Linked DNA regions of Homo sapiens: region 2 is linked to region 1. Evidence: chromatin loops called from intact Hi-C (ENCODE). Cell type or tissue: Caco-2. All regions are shown on one strand.

Region 1 (8,000 bases):
CACTACACTCAGCTAATTTTTGTATTTTAAGTAGGGATGGGATTTCACCATGTTGGCCAGGCTGGTCTCAAACTCCTGACCTCAGATGATCCACCTGCCTTGGCTCCCCCAAAGTGCTGGGATTACAGGTGTGAGCCACCGCGCCCAGCCGGAAAAGATTCTTTATGGCAATAAGATGTCAAATTATAAACAGGATCTAAGACCATGCCAGGTAAGGGTTAAGTCTCCACCCCAAGTAAACAATGTCATATGTTACATGCATGTTCATTCAATATACATGCATCAGGACCACGTCCATAGATATTCATAGCTCCCCTGTTCAATGAGGGGACTTAGTCTTATTAAAAACTTGGAAAGAGGGAATCCCTCAAAGATTAATTACAACCCAAATGGAAGGGCCCCTATCAGGTTATTTTTAAGCACCTCCACTGCTGTTAAATTTCAGTTGAATGACTAGCTGAGTACACATGTCCAAAATTAAACCTGTTTCTTGAGTCCCTGCAGGCACCTGAGAAAATCACAACCCACACTTGCGAACCCCTAGGAGACCTAAAGCTGTGGTTTTACAAATAAACAGATAAGTAACATTCCTACTCTTTCCTATAGGTACTCAATCTTCTTAACAACTCCCATCCCACACAGGTTTGCATCCCCAGCAGATACATATGGCTATGTGGTCACCCATTCGATCAGCCTATAAAAGACTTGTCTTATTTGATATTGTGAAACCCATGGTTATCAGTGTATATGAAAATGTTTGGTTCAGGGGTCAATGTACAATATGACAAGCAAAGTCCTCTAATACACAGTTATATAAAATCACTCACCTGAGAGCCAAGTGGACAATTGGCCTTATATTGGCTGGAGTTGGAGCCCCAGAGGGAAAATTTGCCTATTATTAGGCAACTCTTCAAAACTTTACTTATTCGTTTCTAAACACTGTCTCATAAAATGGGGGATGCTTTAGATGAATTAAGATTAGCACTAGATTACTTATTCGTTGAAAATTAGCACTAGATTTCTTATTGGTTGAACAAGGAGGAGTGTGCACCATAATCAATATAACCTGCTGCAGTTATGTAAACACCTCAGGTCACATAGAAGAAGATATACAGAAAATACATGAACAAGCTGTGTGGTTGCGTAAATATAACCAAGGCACCAATCCCAACTGTATCTGGTCAGCCATTAGAAGCACCCTCCTGAGTCTCACTTGGTTGTTGCCCTTCCTAGGAACTTTGATAGTTGTCTTATTATTAATCTTTGGCCCTTGCTTGTTTAAATTCTTGGTAAAGTTTGTGTTTTTTAGATTACAACAATTCCACATAAAGATGATACTGACACAAAGCTTCCAATCCATCCCGTCTTCTGAACCGGGAAATAAAGACACCCTGCCTTTAGGTGTCTTTAGATCTAGATCAGGCATCTAGAGATTTTTACTCCTCCAATACTTGGCAGGGTCTATGCCCGTAGACTCATCAGGATACCATGTAAATGAGGACCTCCCTTGGTACCCCAGAGGCCAACTGTAGACCCTTATGAGAAAATCCTGTCCCCAAAATGAACATCCACTGTCAGCAGGAAGAAGTTACAGAAGACCAGCCTTTGCCCTTACGATTAAGGGTCCTCTTGTAAGTAGAGAGGGGAATGTTAGGAAAGCAGGAGCCTAGGTGATCCAGAGTGACACCATTTTAAAATAAACTCCACCTGAAAACTAGCAAGGCATCTGCACACATCTGTTTAGCAAGTATATACTTCTGTAACTGGAATAAAAAGCGTTATTTTAGAATATGCCTATAGTTTGTAATAATTAGCCGAGGGAAAAAAAGTTCACATTGGTGTAGGAAAAGTGCCCTAATGGTCATGGGTAATAATGGGACCGTGGTTCTGGTCAGTGATTTGATGGAAGGGGTGTAGATAATATATTGTTGTAAATAATAAAAATAAAAAATTGTTGTAAGTAATAAAAATAAAATAATATTGTTGTAAGTAATAAAGTAGGAGAAATATTTGGTCTTTTGCTTTTGGGTTAGTGCAACAGTAGTACCATTACTTGGAGGAGAAGTTAGAGAAGGACAAGAATAGGCTTGAATAAGATGAGTGAGAAGAGAGAAAAATTCCGTAAGTGGAGATGGCCAGGGAACACCAGGGCAGCAGAATCTAACTCTGAATTTAATGCTGTTGTCTGTTCATATTGCACTGCGCTGTAATCTCCCTATCTTTCCTAAACCATTGGCAAAGTCTGCTATCCACTGGGGCCTTGGGTCGGTGGTGCTTTGGGAAATACCAGAAGAGGGAAAGTACGGCAAATGTGCAGTGTCACAGATGATAGGAGGAAAGCTGGCCAGTGGGATGATTAAAACAATTTCGGTGGGAGTGGGAATTCAGACCATGTAAATGGTCTGAATTAAGAAAATTTCAAGAAACAAAAAATGTTTCTAATGAGCCAAAGTGAAAGCTCTTCATGATTTCTTTATAGAGGCTCTCTAGTGCTTGTCCTAATTTCCTGAAATCTCATGGGTATCTTACTCTCCTGGTGCCCGCCTCAAACATTCACTGTAGCAATTATATGAGCAGCCTAGAGAATCCCAATCCCAGTGGTCTTGCTCCCTGGATCTACTTTCTCTTAAAAATCATTCCCCTAAGTTTCCGTCACTTGGTTGAAGTTTAGTAGATATCTCCACATCTCCAGCTAGAACAGCACCAGAATTTCAGGACTAGGGCAATAGAGTCTGATATTAAATTCTATTTCTATCTATCTATCTATCATCTATCTATCTATCTATCTATCTATCTATCTATCTATCTATCTATCTACAGAACAATTTGTGGGATAGTAGCTTTGGGGTCCCAGATCTAGGATGGGCCTGGTCCTCCATGCTGGTTCTCCTGGGTGATATTTCTGTTAGTTTGAACAGTAATCACACTTTTATTACTGTTTCATCTTTTTTTTTTCACTCTTAGACTGATTTTATCATGTGTATAAAACATACACACACCTACATCTCAAGGATAAACATTAATCCTTGAAAAATATGTGGTCTAAAACTATATTGAGGAGAGAAAGATAGGACACTTTAATTGCCACATGATTAACACGAGGTCACCACACAGCTTTCACAAATCTACAAGTCATTCTATTTAGGCTGAGTCAAGTTCTCCCTTGGGCCAGCCAGAGCACAAATAATGGAGCAATGTGACTCTTCAATGACAGATCTCTGATTTCCAGAAAAGAGACTTTGAAATACCCAATTCTAGTAAATATGCAATTAAATTTCCAGCTAAATGACCTTTGCTCCTGTAGTCTTCATCTTGGGGAAGGGAAAGAAGTCTTATTCTGTTTAATAGTTTGATTTTTATAATAGGGTTTGTCTCTGTTATAAATCTTGTTTGATATTTAAAATGTTAGCTAAGAGAAAACTTCTGTTTGTTTTTATTTAGTGGGAAGAAACTAACCCTCATTGAGTGCCTAGTTAACATCAGGCACTTTGTACACATAATCAATTGAATCTTGACCACAACCCTGTGAGGTAAGTATTATGTACCATATTAACAAATAAGACAACATGCTTACCCCGTTTGATCTTTTCAGTGTTTGTTAGGGAAGCAGAGGTTTGATTTGAAGTCTGTTTGATTACAAAGTTCATGTTTGCTGTCAAATTGCTGATCTTGAAAGTTTTAGGATGTTCGATGAAATTTGGGCTTTGTAGTCTCCCCTCTCTTGCTGTTATCTGTAAATAGAACTTTGAGAAATTGTTCAGTTTTATGTTTGAGAGATTGTTTACATTTGAGATTTTGTACTGTTATTGTTGTAAAGTTAATGGTTACTCTATCGGATTACTACTTTAGGTCATAGTTAGAATGCAGGAAAAATATTTTTTCATCATTAGATGAGTATCTGTAAGTCAACAATTCATACTAATATAATTATTTTAGTATTGAGATACCAGGCAAATATAACTTTTCTGTATTACTCAGATTTTACTTAAACATTACCTCTTCAAGGTGGGCCTCCCTAAATCTCTCAGACTAGGTCAGGACCCTGAGTTACAAGCCACCTATACTTTTCCTTCATAGTACTTTAAACTTTTATTAATACTTTCAAAATTTGGTGGGCTCACTTTTATCTCAGTTTCATCTTGCGATTTCTCTGGGATGAATATAACATGCAAGACTGAAGTGCACTTGCAGAATAGCAGGGAAACGTTCACAGAATGGACCTGAGCTGCCCTGAGGCAGGGTCAGTGTAATGGGTTATTCCTCAAGAAAATGAAGGTCAGAGACTGGAAGATAATGAAGAAAGAGACACTGAGTTGTCAAACATCGCATATGTTTTATTGGATATTAATGAAATACGAAATGAGTGATCATATGTCAAACACCTTCACATTCTGCTAGTGGTAGAAACAAAGCACAGTCGTCAAATCAAATAAAAAAACCTAAAAGCCAGAGAACATAGCTCTAAAGACAATGAATGCCATATTTTCTAAAAGGCTTAGTACAAATATAAAAATATCTAAGTATTTTATACACACACATTGCTATTTTAGTATTTACAGTTTATCTTAGGACTATACTTTCAGAGTTCATTTCTACAGTTCGTTACAGCTTACCTCGAAAACTAAAATCTGCTTTCCAATCTAAAATAAGTCTACCTTTTCATTCTGGCTTGGAACAGCCAATAATCTTTTTCTAATATTTACCACAATTTGTAATCATCTATTATTTGTGTGTTTATGTGTTTAATGTCGATTCCCCTTATGAGACTGTAAGCTCTGTGAAGGTAAGGACCGTGTCTGTTCTGTTCAAATCATGTACTCAGTGCCTCCCTACTAATAATGCCTGACCTACTGTCATTTTATAGACTACTTGTTTACTGAATGTGGAGTGACTAGGGCCAGGAACGTCTGCACACTGAGCCAGCTTGAAATAATGACAGAATAAATTTGGCCTCTGTAGCATGAACGTTAATGTTGCTTAAAAATCTTTCTTGTTGACCGGGCTTGGTGGCTCATGCCTGTAATCCCAGCACTTTGGGAGGCCGAGATGGGCGGATCATGGGGTCAGGAGATCGAGACCATCCTGGCTAACACGGTGAAACCCCGTCTCTACTAAAAATACGAAAAATTAGCTGGCCTGGTGGCGGGCGCCTGTAGTCCCAGCTACTCGGGAGGCTGAGGCAGGAGAATGGCGTGAACCCGGGAGGCGGAGCTTGCAGTGAGCCAAGATTGTGCCACTGCACTCCAGCCTGGGCAACAGAGCAAGACTCTGTCTCAAAAAAAAACAAAAAAAAAAACACCAAAAACCCTTTCTTGTTAAAAATCGTTTCCTTTAATCTTAGATCTGCATTTAGTCATTGTACGTTTTGCAGATCCATGGATGATTCTGGGTTTAGTTCTTTGTGAGACTGCCAGAAACTCCCAGAGGCTGGATCTATGCATAAAGAGAGGCCATTGGAGAGAATGTCTACTGAATTGCTGAAGACAATTGCTACCGAGAATAGATCGTAACTTAGGAAGAAACAATTCAGTACCAAAAGAGTAATTGGAGCCCTTCTGGAAAACACTAGTAAGGTACCTCAAGACTTGTAGATGCTAGATAAAAATAGCATGCTGTTGAAGACTTTTAAAGGCCTAATTTTACGTTGTGCACATGTACCCTAAAACTTAAAGTATAATAAAAAAATTACATAAATAACGTTTGTTATAGATGTAAGTTAGGGTGGTTTTAATCTATCTTCCCCAGGTAAATAACTGTATAATTATATTTTGATAATGGCCAGCAGGTCTTTACATTCTTCAGGTTTTCTCTTCCAGATATATGTACTATCTCTTGGTCTATAGATGGCACTCTAGCTATCAGGATACCATGAAAAAAAATCTGGGATATTGGAAAGGGCACATTTTTTTTTGAGGTCATCAGGGTGCTCAATGCAAACCATGGTTGAACACTTAAAGATGTCCAGTAGCTGCTTGAAGATTTCCTGATAAAGAGCTACAAGCACCATGTTCTGCCAGCAGTCATAGGCACTTGGATTTTCTCTCTTCAGATTTAGCTTCTTCTCCTTTTGTCAAACTGCCTGGACAGAGATGCAATTGCTCCTGGTCCTAGAGTCTGTCCACAGCCCTCAACTTTCTAGTTGTTATCTCCCCAGAGATAATATGAGTTGTAATCTTCCAAAGATGCTAGATGTCTAGAATCATTTCCAGAATGCTCCCCGGACCATCATAAAAATAAAGCACCTGCTAATTCCCCCCAGGACTCAAGTCATGCCTGTTCATGTATCTTCCATTCAATTTGCAGCATATCTGTGGTTTAGGACAGTCTTTCTCGAGTGATCCATAGTGAAGGATGACTTTTTGTTTGTTTTATTTTCAGTGTATTGTGGACTGGTACTTTGTGTAAAATATAATAAAATTAGTTGTTAGAAATGTAAAATCGTAAATAAAAACAGACATACAAAATACAAACTGCATTTTTTATTAGTAGATTCAAAAGACAAAATTACTCTGCCAATGTGCTATAGTAGTTTCTTTTCTGACATTTAAAATTCAGATTAAACTTTATTTAAATCAGAAACACAATTCTTAAAAATTGCATTTAGAGTCAAGATCCCTTTTATAACCCTCTTGTTATAAAAATCAGAAGGAATATTTGTAAGTAAAGCAGATATCTCTCTAGGTTAATGAGACCAGATTTGACTTTGGATTTTGTACTTTAAATAGATTCTAGAAGATAGATGAAAAAATATGTTATTTACAGAAAACCGCATCTACCTGTGTATTCAGAGGCATAAATTTTTTGATGGAAATGACTTCAGTACACGCTGGAATCTCAGAAGCAATTTTCAAAGAGCTTAGTTTTATTTTCTTGGATTCTAAGAATTTCTAAAATCCTTTTTCATCCTCAATTTTGGGAGCCAAATAATACTTTAAATGTTCCATATCCGGCAATCTTATACTCTACAGCAAGGGGTGCATCTGCAGACATACTGAGTGTTACTGGGAAGAGAGAGTGGAGTGCCTGTTATAAAGAAATTTAAGTAACTTAGTGCAAAAGTTAGCTGAACTGGCCCATTCATCATTATGGCAACAGCCTCCTCTTCTTTATTGTAATTACTTGTTTGTGGCAATGTTTCCATGTCCAAGTTCTCCATTTGCAGAAAAATTCACTCCATCTTTTGCACAAGAAATTATAGCAGACTCTCCAATATGACTGAGATCTTGGCATATATGAACAAATTCACTAGAATGCATCTTTATTACACAGCTGTACTCTTGTTCTGGAATTTCAAGTTGCTCAACATCTAGAGTCATTAACTTCAATTCACAGTCTAAAAGTTCTCTTGATTTAGTGCTTCAAATTCTAGCACCAAGAGATCCATAGTACCTTCAGCCCTCCATGTAGTGATGTCTTCACTGCCATTGTTGTATTTTAGCATTTTGGACATGCTGGTGAGGCTCATGCTCATGGCTAGGTTGTGGTCACAGTGGTATGTGTTGAAGCCCTGGTCACACAGGGTTAGCTGCACTAAGGAAATGTGTGATACTTTCATGCTGTGTAGGTTCACCTGCTTGAACTGTTGTCCCAGCAGGCCTATCTCTCACATTGAATAGGGCTGACTGTGCAACTAATAAGATGTTGTGGAGATGACAGTGTGTGACATCTGAGGCTATGTCATAAAATACATTGTGACTTCTCACTGTTTCTGGGAGAAGTCAGCTTTCATATCACAAAGACACTCAAGCAGCACTGTGAAGAGGCGCAGGTGGTAAAACTGAAGACCTTCACAAACAGCCAGCACTAATTTGCCAACCAAATGACGGTCTTTGGAAAACAGATCCTCTGGCCTCAGGCAAGTCTTCAAAGACTACAGTCCCAGTCAACCTTTCACTGCAACCTCATGGTAAACCCCGCACTGGTACATCAAGCTGCTCCTGAATTCCTGACTCACAGAAACTGTGAGAGAATAAATGTGGTTGTTCTGGGACACTAGGTTT
Region 2 (8,000 bases), 62 kb after region 1:
TTTGCCTTTGGTGGGGCCACTTCTACCTCTTCAATAGAAAATGGTGCACCAGGCTTCCAGAGTATGGCTGCTTTGCATCTGATGACCTGGGAAATAGAATACAGGGGCAGAAAGAGAAGCTCCTTAAGCTTGGGAGTTGGAAGATTGCTATATTAGTGATTATAGAATCATTAAATTGGATTAGTCCAACTTTCCGCACTGCAGAAAAAAAAAAGAATAAATATATGCTGAAGGTAGTCTTTCTGACCCCAATTTAAGTTTTCTTGTACTATCAGCCTCTGTATTCAAATTAGTTTTGAAAATACCAACTATATTTACAAAATGTAACATGACCAAGAGGATAGATGTCATACTTTTAAAGATTTTAATTAAAAAAATTGTGCCTATTGGCCAGGCACGGTGGCTCACGCCTGTAATTCCAGCACTTTGGGAGGTCGAGGCGGGCGGATCACAAGGTCGGGAGTTTGAGACCAGCCTGACCAACATGGTGAAACCCTATCTCTACTAAAAATACAAAAATTAGCCAGGTGTGGTGGCCTGCACCTGTAATCCCAGCTACTCAGGAGGCTGAGGCAGGAGAATCGCTTGAACCTGGGAGACGGAAGTTGCAATGAGCTGAGATCATGCCACTGTACTCCAGTCTGTCAACAGAGCGAGACTCCATCTCAAAAAAAAAAAATTGTGCCTATTTATGGGGTACATGAAAAATTTTGTTAAATGTATATAATGTGTAGTGACCAAGTAAGGGTATTCAGGGTGTCCATTATCTGAGTATAATACATTTTTGTTGAGCATAGTGACCCTACTCTGGTATCAAACATTGAATTTATTCCTTCTATCTTATTGTATGTTTGTACTTTATTTTGTTTTTGTTTTTGAGATGGAGTCTCACTCTGTTGCCCAGGCTGGAGTGCAGTAGCACGATCTCGGCTCACTGCAAGCTCCGCCTTCCGGGTTCATGCCATTCTCCTGCCTCAGCCTCCTGAGTAGCTGGGACTACAGGCGCCCACCACCACGCCTGGCTAATTTTTTTGTATTTTTAGTAGAGACGGGGTTTCACTGTGTTAGCCAGGATGTTCTTGATCTCCTGACCTCGTGATCCGCCCACCTTGGCCTCCCAAAGTGCTGGGATTACAGGCGTGAGCCACCACGCCCGGCCATGTTTGTACCTTTTCACCCACTTCTCATCATCCTCTCCACTCACCCTTCCCAGTCTCTGTTATCTATTTTCCCACTCTCTACCTCCATGTGTTCAAATTTTTAGCTCCCACGTATGCGTAAGAACATGTGATATTTGTCTTTTTGTGCCTGGCTTATTTCACTTAAGATAATGATCTTCAGTTCTATCCCTGTTGCTGCAGATGACAGGATCTCATTCTTTTTTACGGCTGAATAGTACTCCATTGTGTATATGTACCGCATTTTGTTTATCCATTCATCTGTTGATGGATACTTAACGTTGATTCTATATCTTTGCTATTGTTAATAGTGCTGCAATAAACAGGCAAGTTCAGGTATACCTTTAATATACTATTTTCCTGTGGGTAGGTACCCAGTAGTGGGATTGCAGGTGTCATACTTTTTATATTACTATGAATAAAGTGGCCTGGTGGCTGTTTCAGGGTAGGAATGGCATTACAGTGTGGGAGTTATTTGTGATCCTAAGCATGGGAAAAATCAGTTTTGGGGTGGAAGGGTGAGTTATGGAGCAACGAATGGAGGCAATCATCAAATGGTGTCTCTTGGCAGATTGAGGTTGGAGAAGTTGTTGGTGGCAAGGTAGTTCTTAAAGGTTCTGATTTCAGGCCACCACTGTTGTCACTATAAATTCTCTTTCTGTGTGGTCTTATCTATTTTTGCAGATTCAACCACTACCTTTATGTGAGTAAACTATATTTATGGGACATATTTCTCCCTAAGTTATAGGCTAATGTATTCATTTGCTGTTTGAAGGTACTGGAGGTATCTCAAACTCAACATGTTAAAACATGAACATATCATTATTTCTTCTTCCCATCTCCACCTTCCACCACGCTCTAGTGGACAAAACACTCAATATATTCCTCCCTCTGCTACCTCTATTCAACTAGCAGCCATGCGATGTGTTCACTCACCCAAGTAGAAACCTGGGAAGTAGCCTCAATTTTTCTGTCCCTCAATCTTCACAGTCTAAATTTTTCTAGGATATGTGTCTTTTCTCCACTGCTGCTAGTACTAAAAAAGCTTTCTGCTTTATCTCTTTCTTGCTTTTACCACCTTCGAAATCACCTTTATACCATTGCCATTTGAAATATAATCCTAATCACACCAATCTCCTATCTAAAAATGATGTTGTTACCATTTGCTTACCTGGATCCGCTGACATCAGGATTTTCTCTCTGTCAGTCTCTCCAACCTTATTTCCTGTCACTTTGTGTTTCAGGCTTTACCTTTCAGCCCCCAAACATATTCTGAAGCTTCTTGCATGGGATATTTTCTCAGTCTCTGTATTACTCCTTATGTTGTTTTATCTGCCTGCACACACTTCTCCTTTACCTGGTGAATTCATATTTCTCCAGTGATTTCCCCTTCGGTATCACCTCTGGGAAGCCAAGCTGGGTTATGAGCTTTTCCTTGAGGCTCCCATTCTCTTTCTACTTTACTATCCTTGTATATTGCTTTATAATTGCTCTTTTATAATTATTGTCTCTCTGTGAGATCCTTGGAGAAGGGGATATATCTTTGACTCTGGAAATTCTGATAAAGGGCTTGGACATTACTTATTGAAGAGATGAAAGAACTGAGGGAAGTCAAAAGGGAATTAAGGAAAAAGGAGAGGAGGAGGAGAGATACTATGATTATGACAGCCTCTCACCTTTAGGAGCCCAGAGACTAGCTGGGTGATGAGATGTTGGTAAAGAGATGAGCACACAAACTGACAAAGATATGACACAACATAAAGAATAAGACTGCACCTACTTGGCCTGTAGTACTCATGCTGATTTTCTCCACCGCAGATGAATTTATTGAGAAAGGGAGATCCTGTAGCAACTTTCACTGTAGAAAGTACAAAGGTACACAGGCGACTGGTAGATCAGAAGGCTGGGTCCTGAGCTTTCTCTGTAGTCTGGTAATTATTAAACAGGAAAAGTAGGCTCTCCCGCTGCTTGATGGAAGTTCCTAAGTGTAATCTGAAATAGGCTCATCTCAGTGAAAGAGCACAAAAGGTGAAAATGCAAACTATTTTTTTCTCCCTTAATCAAACAGGTCCCCTCTTATTATCCATTTTTTTGAGTTTTAAATTTGGACTTTTAAATGTCCAAACTTAAAATTTCTAACAGAGTGTACAAAAGTATTTCTTTTCTGTTGTTTTCAAAATACAAAAATGGTCATATTTGTCTCTAAACTTGAGTAATTCTTTCAGGTTTCTGAATGTAGGCCCCTTGTTGACAGATAAGGATGGTGTCAGATTTTCTCTAGTAGTTTATCAAGAGCTCCTCACTCTTTGGTTTGCAGAGCTGGTTACTCAGAGGAAGTGAAACTAATTTGCATACAGGGCCTACCAACTTGGATTTGGACCCTAGAAAATCTCCGTGTGTGGACCTGGGTCTTGACCCAAGGCCCAAGGATCTTGATGAAGAATGGAGATAAAATACATTTCCAATAAAAGGCAACACCAGTGGGCAGGGTTTAGCTAGAAGACAAGAGAGAATAAGTAAATGCTTGTTCTGTGTCAAATGATACAATCATATGATTTTTCATTTTTAGCATGTTGATATGGTAGATTACATTGATTAATTTTCAAATGTTGAACCAGCCTTGCATACCTGGAAAAAAATCACACTTGATGTATAATTCTTTTTTATATATCAGTCACTGGATTCACTTTGCTAACATTCTGTTAAAGATTTTTGTGTCTATATTCATGAGAGTTATTAATGTTAGTTTTCTTCTTTTTTTGGCACCATCTTTGGTTTTGGTGTCACAGTAATATTAATTTTATAAAATGAACTTGGAAGTATTTTCACCTCTTCTATTTTATGGAGGAGATTGTGTAGAACTGTTATTCATTTTCATTTTTTCTTTTTAAAGATAGGTTCTTGCTTTGTCACCTAGGCTGAAGTGCAGTGGTGTGATCATAGCTCATTGCAGTCTCAACTTCCCAGCTTCAACTGATCCTCCCACCTCAGCCTCCTGAGTAGCTGGAACTACACATGTGTGTCACTAAGCCCAGCTAATTGTTGTATTTTTTGTAGAGGTGGGGTCTCATTATGTTGCCCAGACTGGTCTGGAGCTTCTGGGCTCAAGTGATCCACCCACCTTGGCCTTCCAAAGTGCTGGGATTACAGGCATGTGCCACCATTCCCAACCTATGTTAATTCTTTAAATGTTTGGTAGAATCTCCTTTTTGAGATGTCTTAAGTTATAAATTAAATTACCTTAATAATTATAAGGTTATACAAATAATCTATTTCTTATTTCATGAGTTTTCATACTTTGCAATTTTGAGGAATTGATCAACTTTACCTAAATTGTCAAATTTATCTGTGTAGAGTTGTTAATAGTGTTATTCCCTTATTATCTTTTTGATGTCTGCAGTGTCTGCAGCCATATTGTTTTATTCTTTTTTTTTGAGGTAGAGTTTCACTCTTGTCGCCCAGGCTGCAGTGCAGTGCTGTGATCTCTGCTCACTGCAACCTCCGCCTCCCGGGTTCAAGTGATTTTCCTGCCTCAGCCTCCCGAGTAGGTGGGATAACAGGCGTCCGCCACCATGACCAGCTAGTTTTTGTATTTTTTTAGTAGAGGCGGGGTTTTGTTATGTTGACCAGGCTGGTCTTGAACTCTTGACTGCAGGTGATCCACCCGCCTTGGCCTCCCAAAGTGCTGGGATTACAGGCATGAGCCACCACGCCAGGCCATTTTATTCTTAATATTAGTTATTTGTGTCTTCTTTTTTTCTTAGTTTATTAATTTTGTTGAACTTTTCAGCGCTCTTGTTTCTTCCATTTTTCTCTTCTGTTTCATTAATTTCTGTTCTTATTTTTCTTATTTCGTTTCTTCTGTTTGTTTTGGGTTTGTTTTGCTTTATTTCTTTTGTTTATTTCTGTCTGGGAACTGAGAGAAAATGTATATAACCTAGATTTCTGAGAACTTAGAGGCCTTGCTAAACTGTGATTTGGACAATGGCTAGGAGATAATGAGACATGGAGTTTGGTGGGGTTGGGGTATGGCATGGGTGGGTTCCAAAACAAAGAACTGCAAGTGTGAAGGCTCAGAGACAAGAGAGCCTGAGATCATTCTTTGAGGGGCAGACTTTGGGGGAAGCATTGAAAGGACCTCAGTGTGATTGAGGCATTGAATTCAAGGGGTGAAATGACAAAATGTGAGAATAACATGGAAGGTTGATGTAGAGAAAGGAGTCGCAGGCTGGGTGCAGTGGCTCACACCTGTAATCCCAGCACTTTGGGAGGCCTAGGTGGGGGGATCACCTGAGGTCAGGAGTTTGAGACCAGCCTGGCCAACATGGTGAAACCCTGTCTCTACAAAAAAAATACAAAAATTAGCCAGATGTGGTGGTGCACCCCTATAATCCCAGCTATTTGGGAGGCTGAGGCATAAGAATTGCTTGAACTCGGGAGGCAGAGGCTGCAGTGAGTCAAGATCATGCCATTGCACTCTAGCCTGGGCGACAGAGTGAGACTCTATTTCAAAAAAAAGAAAGGAGTAGTTGAGAATCCAGGAGAATCTACTCAATTGGTAACTGGCTATGTAATTCTGGAAGTTCACTGTACTTCTTTGGGTCTTGATTTCCCTCTCCATAAATGAAAGAGACAGTCAAGTGATGTCAGAGCTTACATCAGCTCATATCCTGTAAATGCTAAGTTCAAGAGGTTCCTCTAACAAATGGCTTCTGTTTGTGGGGTGGAATGGGTTAATACCATTCTTGCCTAAGAGTCTTTGCATAAGCTCTGGAGGCTTGGCCTGCATTTTTTTTCCTCTCAGGGAAGTTTATCCCAGATCCTCTATAGCACATTTTATTCTGTTACCACACATCGTGCTAATGTTACAAAGGCAATATTAATGTTTTACCACTGGTGCCAACATCAAATGCTCCTAAGTCATAAAAAAAAGAATTATCAAGTCAATTCCAATAAAGTGTATTTAAACAGAAGTAGTATTTCCTGATAGCTATTTCAGCAATGTAAATTGCATGAGGTCTTTGTGAATAAGTTAATGAAAAAAGCCTTCTTCCTGGGTTAAGTTCTGGAATTAAGTTTCAAGGTAGGGATAATACTGTTTAAAATAAATTTCTAGGGCTCATTAGTAGTCATTACCTATTAGTCATAGTTAATGTGAGTGGCAGAAATGGCAGATTTTCTGTTCTTTTTATTGCTTCTCAACTTTGCACAAGTGGCCATTCCATAAATAAAAGCATGCTTTCCGTCAAATTGTTATCAATGCCTATCTCATCTCCTCAGATAATTAGATTTACTCTTTGCATTTACCCCAAAACTTTGGTGACTTTGATCTTTAAGTATTTTTGAGAATTAATTTTAAAAATGCACGATAACTCTGTGTTTTCTAACCTTCAGCTTAGTTTTTCTCACAAACACTGTTGTATGAAACATTGTGTTAGCCTGATGCTTTGAATATGAATACCTGCAATTTTGCTAAATTCTCAGCGTGTTTGTTTTTTCTATAAAGGTGAAGCTTCTAATCCACTGTTAGCAATGTAGGGGTGTCTTTTGCTTTTCTAGGACTAGTGATGGATGGATTTCAATACTCCCTCGCTGTTGGTGACTGATGGAATGCACCCATTTGAATACCGCCTGGGTATAGGAGTCAAATATTTAGTTAAAGATTTTTAAAGATAGCTAATTAAAGGTAAATTTAAAAATTCTATAAATCTATTTGATTACATTGTTTTTTTATTATTATACTTTAAGTTTTAGGGTACATGTGCACAATGTGCAGGTTAGTTACATATGTATAAATGTGACATGCTGGTGCGCTGCACCCACTAACTCGTCATCTAGCATTAGGTATATCTCCTAATGCTATCCCTCCCCCCTCCCCCCACCCCACAACAGTCCTCAGAGTGTGATGTTCCCCTTCCTGTGTCCATGTGTTCTCATTGTTCAGTTCCCACCTATGAGTGAGAATATGCAGTGTTTGGTTTTTTGTTCTTGCGATAGTTTACTGAGAATGATGATTTCCAATTTCATCCATGTTCCTACAAAGGACATGAACTCATCATTTTTTATGGCTGCATAGTATTCCATGGTGTATATGTGCCACATTTTCTTAATCCAGTCTATCATTGTTGGACATTTGGGTTGGTTCCAAGTCTTTGCTATTGTGAATAGTGCCGCAATAAACATACGTGTGCATGTGTCTTTATAGCAGCATGATTTATAGTCCTTTGGATATATACCCAGTAATGCGATGGCTGAGTCAAATGGTATTTCTAGTTCTAGATCCCTGAGGAATCGCCACACTGCCTTCCACAATGGTTGAACTAGTTTACAGTCCCACCAACAGTGTAAAAGTGTTCCTATTTCTCCACATCCTCTGCAGCACTTGTTGTTTCCTGACTTTTTAATGATTGCCATTCTAACTGGTGTGAGATGATATCTCACTGTGGTTTTGATTTGCATTTCTCTGATGGCCAGTGATGGTGAGCATTTTTTCATGTGTTTTTTGGCTGTATAAATGTCTTCTTTTGAGAAGTGTGTGTTCATGTGCTTCGCCCACTTGTTGATGGGGTTGTTTGTTTTTTTCGTGTAAATTTGTTTGAGTTCATTGTAGATTCTGGATATTAGCCCTTTGTCAGATGAGTAGGTTGCGAAAATTTTCTCCCATTTTGTGGGTTGCCTGTTCACTCTGATGGTAGTTTCTTTTGCTGTGCAGAAGCTCTTGAGTTTAATTAGATCCCATTTGTCAATTTTGGCTTTTGTTGCCATTGCTTTTGGTGTTTTAGACATGAAGTCCTTGCCCATGCCTATGTCCTGAATGGTGAT

The links. A loop is a pair of places that touch in the nucleus more often than their neighbours do. Peaks named below come from ENCODE experiments on the same cell type or tissue, not always from the same donor. Only the 100,000 strongest peaks of a DNase experiment are listed, where the experiment ranks them.
Region 2: it touches region 1 in a loop (5-fold over the local background); 2 of 110 quality-filtered maps call a loop at or near these places.

What each region holds. Positions count from the first base shown.
Region 1 is chr4:99,154,050-99,162,049 of GRCh38, forward strand. It overlaps LOC100507053 (a long non-coding RNA gene), which reads left to right. Exons shown (of 10, transcript NR_037884.1): 3 at 496-3,530. It also overlaps the pseudogene PCNAP1. Among named protein-coding and RNA genes, the nearest start is that of ADH4, 14 kb to the left of the region's middle. RefSeq lists an enhancer at 3,169-3,734. In Caco-2, no CTCF peak of the experiment used is centred here; no DNase peak of the experiment used is centred here.
Region 2 is chr4:99,216,177-99,224,176 of GRCh38, forward strand. It overlaps ADH6 (alcohol dehydrogenase 6 (class V)), which reads right to left and starts at 3,070. Exons shown (of 9, transcript NM_001102470.2): 1 at 2,959-3,070; 2 at 1-86. The coding sequence starts at 2,976. The region is part of intron 4 of LOC100507053 (a long non-coding RNA gene); the gene reads left to right. RefSeq lists a promoter at 3,014-3,412. In Caco-2, no CTCF peak of the experiment used is centred here; a DNase peak (open chromatin) is centred at 3,075; H3K4me3 peaks cover 978 bases.